Linked DNA regions of Homo sapiens: regions 2 and 3 are each linked to region 1. Evidence: chromatin loops called from intact Hi-C (ENCODE). Cell type or tissue: dorsolateral prefrontal cortex. All regions are shown on one strand.

The links. Hi-C counts contacts between places; a loop is a spot of excess contacts. Peaks named below come from ENCODE experiments on the same cell type or tissue, not always from the same donor. Only the 100,000 strongest peaks of a DNase experiment are listed, where the experiment ranks them.
Region 2: a loop joins it to region 1, with 4 times the contacts of the local background. A loop is called at or near these places in 2 of 110 quality-filtered maps.
Region 3: a loop joins it to region 1, with 10 times the contacts of the local background. A loop is called at or near these places in 15 of 110 quality-filtered maps.

The regions. Positions count from the first base shown.
Region 1 is chr9:9,002,106-9,004,605 of GRCh38, reverse strand. The region is part of intron 11 of PTPRD (protein tyrosine phosphatase receptor type D); the gene reads left to right. Among named protein-coding and RNA genes, the nearest start is that of PTPRD-AS1, 150 kb to the right of the region's middle. In dorsolateral prefrontal cortex, a CTCF peak has its summit at 1,231 (motif pointing right); a DNase peak (open chromatin) is centred at 1,235; H3K27ac peaks cover 1,490 bases.
Region 2 is chr9:7,843,209-7,845,708 of GRCh38, reverse strand. No RefSeq gene overlaps it. Among named protein-coding and RNA genes, the nearest start is that of DMAC1, 45 kb to the right of the region's middle. In dorsolateral prefrontal cortex, a CTCF peak has its summit at 1,237; no DNase peak of the experiment used is centred here.
Region 3 is chr9:8,894,901-8,897,400 of GRCh38, reverse strand. The region is part of intron 11 of PTPRD (protein tyrosine phosphatase receptor type D); the gene reads left to right. Among named protein-coding and RNA genes, the nearest start is that of PTPRD-AS1, 38 kb to the right of the region's middle. In dorsolateral prefrontal cortex, CTCF peaks have their summits at 1,237 and 1,438; no DNase peak of the experiment used is centred here; H3K4me3 peaks cover 1,315 bases; H3K27ac peaks cover 1,862 bases.

The sequences.
Region 1 (2,500 bases):
TGAAAATGGGAATGATCCATATGGCTAAAGAATGTCAGGAAGAGAAACATTTGGGAAGAATTAAATGGGATGCAATCATTCCGGATCTTGATCATCTTAGCCAACAAGAGCCAAGTAAAAAAAAACAGCCACAGAGTGTTATGTGCCAAAATTTTCGAATTCCAGAGAGTTTATACTATATAGGTGATTTTAAACTGACATGATTATATAGTTCCAAAAATAATTGTGTTGAGATGGTTGAAATGTAGGAAGAGAATAAGGGTATGAGGTTTATATTTTATATGATAATTTGTTTAAAATATTTTATATATACCTTGGAGATATTTCAAATCTTTTTGTGGCATATTCTTAAAATTTAAAATGAGTTGAAATAATGTGGATGCTTCCTAAATTACAGATTATACCACTAAAAATGATACTGAATATCAAAACATACAATAATTTGAGGAGTTCTGATTGACAAAAGCTGTTTACCTTAAATTCTTTCAAACAACAAAACTGTAGTCTATAAGGGGTTAGAGTCTGTGAGAACACAAAAAGATTTATCTAAAGGAGAAACATAAGCACAAGAATACTCAGTATTGGTCTTTGCAATGCAGCAAATGATTTATAGTGAGATGAGACCTAGTCCAGAGATTGAGTTCGTTTAGGAATGCAATGGCCATAAGACTAAGAAGTAGACAATTTGTTTAAAAGACAACAAATCACATGAAAGTTGATGCATTGTCATGTTCCTATGTGTAGTGACGTTATCAGGCATTTACAGATTGCGAGTTTTCTGATTTTACTAACAGAGCTAAGTCTTTAACAATCTTAGTAAGAAGAGAAGAGCCTTTTTCCAGCTATCACAGGCCAGTTCGAAAACACAGAATGGGCATTAAGGAGAATAGATTTGAAGCAGCAAGTAAGCAACCAACATGCTTGCTAATGATATCAAAGCCCAGCTCAGCCTGTCATTCACAATCTACTTACTGCCTATTGCTAAAAAGCCTTTATGCTAGAGTTAGATGACTGTTTAACTGGCATTAAATTAGGACATCCAAAATGAACACTGAGATCCAGCCAACAATCACCATCATAGACCAGTCATGTCTTAGCTCACCTCTCTTGGAGTCTGTATTTCTAAAACCATATTCAAAATGTGTCTATACTAAAGGAGAATAGGCATTTGAGAGGGTAGAACACAAGTAGGCATATTTTAATAGTTGGGGCCAGCAGAGGGAGGCTTTGGGTAACAAAAGGACAGGCTCAGATGCAACAGCCAGACTGCCTAGAGTATTCAGAGCGTTAGGGATTTAGATTCAGCTGTTCATGTCTTAGTTGCTCATAGAACAATAGAGGAAAAACTGAAGGAACCAGAATCCAGAACCACACTGTCTTACTAGGGTGAGGCAGTTACTTTCAAGTAAGGCCAGCTGAAAGTACTGGGACAAAGTCCAGTAGAATGTTATATAAAATAAACCTTTCAATAATAGTTAATGGTCAGGGGATCCAAACAGAGTTACCTAACGTATTCTGAAAGGGGCGATGATCCAGTGGTGTGTTTGTTGATAAGTCAGCTCTCCAGGCATTAAAAGCATTTCATGATTTCTTTGGGTTAAATACTTCTACGGTGATTAATTTCCAGCAGTAGTCCCACTCACAAAATTGTTGAACATTTAACAACAGGCTATTGCAAGCCAGTAAGAGCTTGGTCCAACATACCACTGAAAGTAAAATCTAAGGAGGGAGATAGCACAAGGAAGCGTTGGTACATTGTGGTGACCCTTACTTGATGGGTGCAATGAGCAGGGCTCCAATCTCCTGGAAAGAGCTGGTCAAGCAAGAACAACTTCCTCAATTCCTAGAGGGATTAGGATATTAAGCAAATTTCTAAGACACAAATTTGGGTGCAAAGAAGTAGGCGGAAGCCCAGTAACCAGATTGAGGCCAAAAAGTAAGTTGTTAAGACTGGAAAAAAGAAATCTAGTTACATATAAAATATCAAGTAATATAAATTAGACATCATAAAGGGCCTTATTGTTGGTGTGGAGAATTCTATTTGTATAGGTTTATCTAAACTATAAATTCTCTACCATTATAGGCACATAATTAATTATAAAAGAAACAGGCATAACTTCTAAAAATGGCAAAAGTAAGTTTATATAATAGAATAATCAATTTTTTCACTAATAGTGGTGTATCCGTCTGTTGAATTTTGATTCTGCAAATTGTTCTTTAGTATGGGCTGCCTAATGACTTGATCATTACTTAGCTTTCTTTTAATTCTTTTCATTATGTTAATTTGTACGTTGCATTTCTTAATATACTTCAGTGCCTCATTAATATTAAGATCTACAAGTGTGATTTTTCTGAAAAATCTTGGGTAAATAGTTTTTTATATTGAATATTTTGTTTCTCTCTTTACCTTACCATTTCTCTGGAGATAAATATCCTATCTTCTAGATAATATATGGTATAAGGTATTATGAATCAGGCTATGTTAAAAATTCTTGTAAAA
Region 2 (2,500 bases), 1.2 Mb after region 1:
AAAACAAGACACTAACAACTTGTTGTATCATCTTCTAAAACCATAATTTAGAAGACAGATAATTTTTTTTTAAACTTAGCAATTCTGATCTTGCTCACAGGGATATGTGACTGGTTGCTTGCTGCTCAAACTTCCCACAGGCTCAAAGGAATACCCCCTCCATCCCATTTACAACAAACACCCTGGTATGCTGCAAAAAACAGAGTAGTCCAAGTGTGAATAGATTACACTGATCCAGTTCAGTTGCTGCTCTCCACTTGCAGCTTCCACCCCTTTCAGAGCTATAGAAACTTTTTTAGGTCTCAGGGTGCCATTGGGCATAGTTGCTTCAGTGAACTAGATGGTACTCTGCTGATTAGAAAGCATTTATCAAGAGTGCGGAGGTGCAAGACTGACAAGTAAGAGGTAGCTTCAGCTAGTAGAATGGAAATGCCTTCTAATTAGATTGTGAATTTCTGTGAGGGATGGTGATATAGTTCAGATATTTGTCCCCTCCAAATCTCATGTTGAAATGTGATCCTCATTGTTGGAGGTGGGGCCTAGGGGAAGGTGTTTGGGTCATGGGGGTAGATCCCTCATGAATGGTTTGGTGCCCTCCCTGCAGTAATGAGTGAGTTCTGGCTCTATTACATTATAGGAGATCTGGTTGTTAAAAAGAGCCTGGGACCTCCCTCCCACCTCTTCTCTCTCTTACTTGCTGTCTTGCCATGTGACATGCTGGCTCCCCCTTCGCCTTCCACTATGATTGAAAACTTCCAGATGCTGGCACCATGCTTCTTGTACAGCCTACAGAACTGTGAGCTAAATAAACCTCTTTTTAAAATAAATTATTGAATCTCAGGTACTCCTTTATGGCAGGGCAAACTGGACTAATACAGATGGTAATTCGTCTCATATCTCTGGTATCCCCCATGGTGCGTAGATCTGCAGCTGGCCTGCTATAAGCACTCATCTATTGCTTAATTTGCTACGCAATGGGAAATGCAATACCTTTTTACAAGAAGGTCCCTTACATCCAACACAAACGACTTCAACATCAGAGTTAAGCCATACTTAAGGAAGCAAAACTCACGGATGCATTGAAAATCAAGAGATCCCAAGGAAATGCTATAGTTTTCAGTAGGGAGAACCATCTCCCCCAATTCATTAGAAAGTGAATTCCAGTAAGGACAGCAACTGATTATAGGTTCAGGAGAGACTCCGTTTGTGAAGATGCCCTCTGCTGACATAAATGTGCAATGGTATATGACTACTGACACTTTGCTCCAGTGTTACAGACACAAGAGGGAGAGCTGGGGACTGTAGTAACCAGGAAAATGCACACTACATCTATGGGGAACAACTGTTACTAACGCCAGCCAACTGTTTGCATGCCATCTTCTAATTTTGCAAAAAATTATGGAAATCCAGATTTTTATGAAAAATCTGATCATATGGCAACAATTTGAATTTTTAAGAACATTGTATGAGCTAACACTGTACAAGCAATGCAAAATGCAACACTGGATACTATCTGGCTTAGCAACCTCTGTTCTGTCTTGTCTGACACATCCCCTTTACTACATTCCAAGAGCTTCTCAACAGATCTCCAAGCCCCTTACTGCTGCACATCCATTATTTCTTTCTACCACTTCTGGGTCTAATCACATCATTAATTGGTTTAAATTCCTTCAGTATTTCCCTGCCGTTCAAAATAAAGTCAAATTATTTGGTGAACCCCATTAGTTTCCATCTACAGCCTTAACTCTTACAATCCCAAGGACCCTGACCTCCAAACAATTCACAGTTTCCCATGTATGCCATATGTTTTGCACACATATGGGATAGTATGTGCTATTCTATCAGTGAAGTATCTCCCAGCTTTTGTTTTCTTCACCTGGCAAAATTCTACTCAGTTTCTTGCTCCCACCATCCATGACTTCTCCTCCATGAAGATTTCCCTACTTCTTCCCATGGTTTATCCTTTTTCTGTGTTCTATAGCTTCTTTATCATTTACTACATCAAATTGTAAATATGTATTATATTTATGTGTCTCTTCCTATGAGAATGAATTCTTTGAGAGCAAACGATTCTCATCATCTTTGTATTCTCAGTGCCCAACAGGGTATTTATTACTACTTTACGAATAAATAGAGAAATCTAACATTGACACCTTGATATTTCATTGGCAAAGCACAAATCTTGTAAAATATGAACTGTATTTTGGGGGTATGCATTAGAGATGTATGTGTTCATGGGGAAATATCTTACCCATGTTCTCAGCATGGATATGCTGTTCACATGCCAATCTCATCAATAAGCCACAGTGTGTGTGTGTGCGTGTGTGTGTCTGTACTCTCCTGAAAATCAAGGTCAATCCTCCCTCCTATACTAACTTTTGGCAAAAGTACTTTGCCATATTTTGAAAGGAATTATGTAGTGGGTGGTTATTTGTGGTACACAACTACAATATGAGTTGAGTATAGCCACATGTCACTTGAGTTCCATTCTGTCCTAGGT
Region 3 (2,500 bases), 110 kb after region 1:
CTTCAACCTGCACATCTGTCTTCTTATCTAAATTCCAGCCCAGCTCAATCCATACCTTCTGACCATGCTACGAAAAAAAAACATCTCTTTGTAAACTTCTCTTATGCTTATTGTCTTTTCACTCATTTAGCTATGAGTCAGTCTGCATGTACCTTGAGATGAGTGTCTACAACTTACGCTTGTTCGATATTCCCTTCAGCAGGGAACCCACAGGCATTTAATAAATATTCCTTGATTGATAGATTTTGGCCTCTGTCTCTACCTCAACAAAATGAAATATTATGGCTATATTGTAAGAGTTTCATAATGAAAATGATCATCAGCAAACATAATTTATCCTGATGTATTTCACAGTATTGTAGATATATTAAAGTTTCTCCTATCAAAAGCCTTTAATTTGTTTTTATCTTTTTAGAAAGAGGCATTTATTCACTTCAGTTACCTATATAAAATTAGAACTAATCTACAGTTCTCTTTCTTGATCTCAAAGCAACTGTAGGTATGCTTTTATTTTTACCAATTTGATTGGAATTATCAACTTTGGGATTCATTTCTGATGAAAAATAACCTGAATCTGTAATATTAACTCTAAAGGAACTAAAGGGAATGTTTTATGTGCCTGTGGGAAGCTTTAGCACTGTACAAATTAATTGCACTCATCTATAATCTTTCTGGGAGTTACGTATATGCAGGCCAATTGAATCATGAAATTAAACCTGAAACTATTCAAGTCACACAGACTATGGGATGATATTATCTCAGAATTACCTACTCCTCTTCATTAATCTATTGATAAAGTAAACAGTTTTATTATCTTCTGCCCCAGCATTTGTTTGTGGCAATAACTAGTTCCAAAATTTTTACTAAAATTAGATGTTAGGTTGTGATTCTTTATAATGAAATTTCATTCATCATTGAGCCAGTGTTGACTTTTGTGTTCTATATGCTATTTTATGCTATTTTAAGCTTGGGTAAAATTTCTGCCATCTATATTAGTTTCAGCAAATGAACAAACCACAAGTCTGTCCTGTTCTTCTGTATTATTTTAAGCTTAATGTTATTAGAAGCTATTGTGATTGGAGACAATGGAAATCATGTCCATAACCAATTCTGAAGGCAATAGGAAATTGAGAAAGTAGTTCAATTAACAGAAGCTTCCTCTGCCTTTTTAAAGAAAATTATATTTATGTGAGCAGGCTTTCTCCGTGCAATATAGTCTGCATGTTTAAAAGGCAATCATTTCCCCCAGTTTATTCACTTAAATGAAATCACTACTGCTCACAGTAGTATTCCCTTGTCTTGCCCCATGTCAACACTCTGATGTGTGGAGTTGGACTGAAAAAAGATAGGAAATGAAATTCCACAAGTGTGTCAGATTTAAAAGAGCAACTGGAGTTTTAAATAGCTCTCTTGATTTTTTAAGGATTTTTACAAGAGCAAACTACAGGGGGCAGCAAATATTAACAGGCTCCTAGGAGTGTGCTGAACCTCGGAATTAACAAGTGCTATTCGGCTCAACTTCTCTCTGAAGAGAAATGCCCAACTTTAATGTGAAATGTATAGTTTTCTCGTTGCTTTAGCTTTATGATATATGAGAGTTAAATCTAGAAGGCTCTTCCTACCTGTCTTTACACAGTAAACTAAAGTCTGGAGGAGTGTCTCACATTTCAGCAGCACTCATTGTCTTCCCCAAATTCTGCAATCAAGTGTGACATGCTGAAGTGACATGGATTAAAAACCTGGGATTATCTGAGCATTAAAAAGCGAATGCAGGGCACAGGAATTGCACACATATCGGGGAGAGGAGAAAGCATGCTACAAAGGACATTTTATTCTCGATTTTATTTATTCATAGTGAGTTGAAGTCTGTTGGACTTCCCTGAAAAATCTTCCACACTGTTTGAAAGTTCTATTATCTAAAAGATAGTTTCCAACTCTTTGGTGTATTTAAAATCAAACTCACTATCACTGAATTTCCAAAGTAAAACTCTCAGTCTCTTTTTCAAAAGGACAGAGAGAGTGGGAACATATTATCCATTAATAGTGTTGAATTTGACTTATGTTTTTATTTTGGCAACCAAAAAGATAGAGAATGCCAGACCCTCTTGGAAGGGCTTTGATCTTATCCTGGTGTATCTTATAAAATAGTCTCATAGAGGCTTTGGGGAAAGTCTGAAAAGCAGAAAAGGAAACATTGTCATTCTTTCAACTAGCTCAAATCCCCATGTTTAAAAATATCTACAGCTGCTAGGAGGGTTGCAAAGTTCTTTAATTGGTAATTAATATAGTTACTAACACAGTGTAAGAGTACTGCACAAGACTTAAAGGCAGAAGTTGAATCAGTTTCCAAAGTAAAAAGTGAAAAGATAAAGCTTGTGACAATATATATGCAAAAGACAGCACTGCATTGCAGTGAGAAGTGAAGAGACTTGATTCCTTTTTCGGTTTTGCCACAAGCAGATCTCTTGGGCTCTCTGGGCTCCAAATTGTGTGTTGTCTC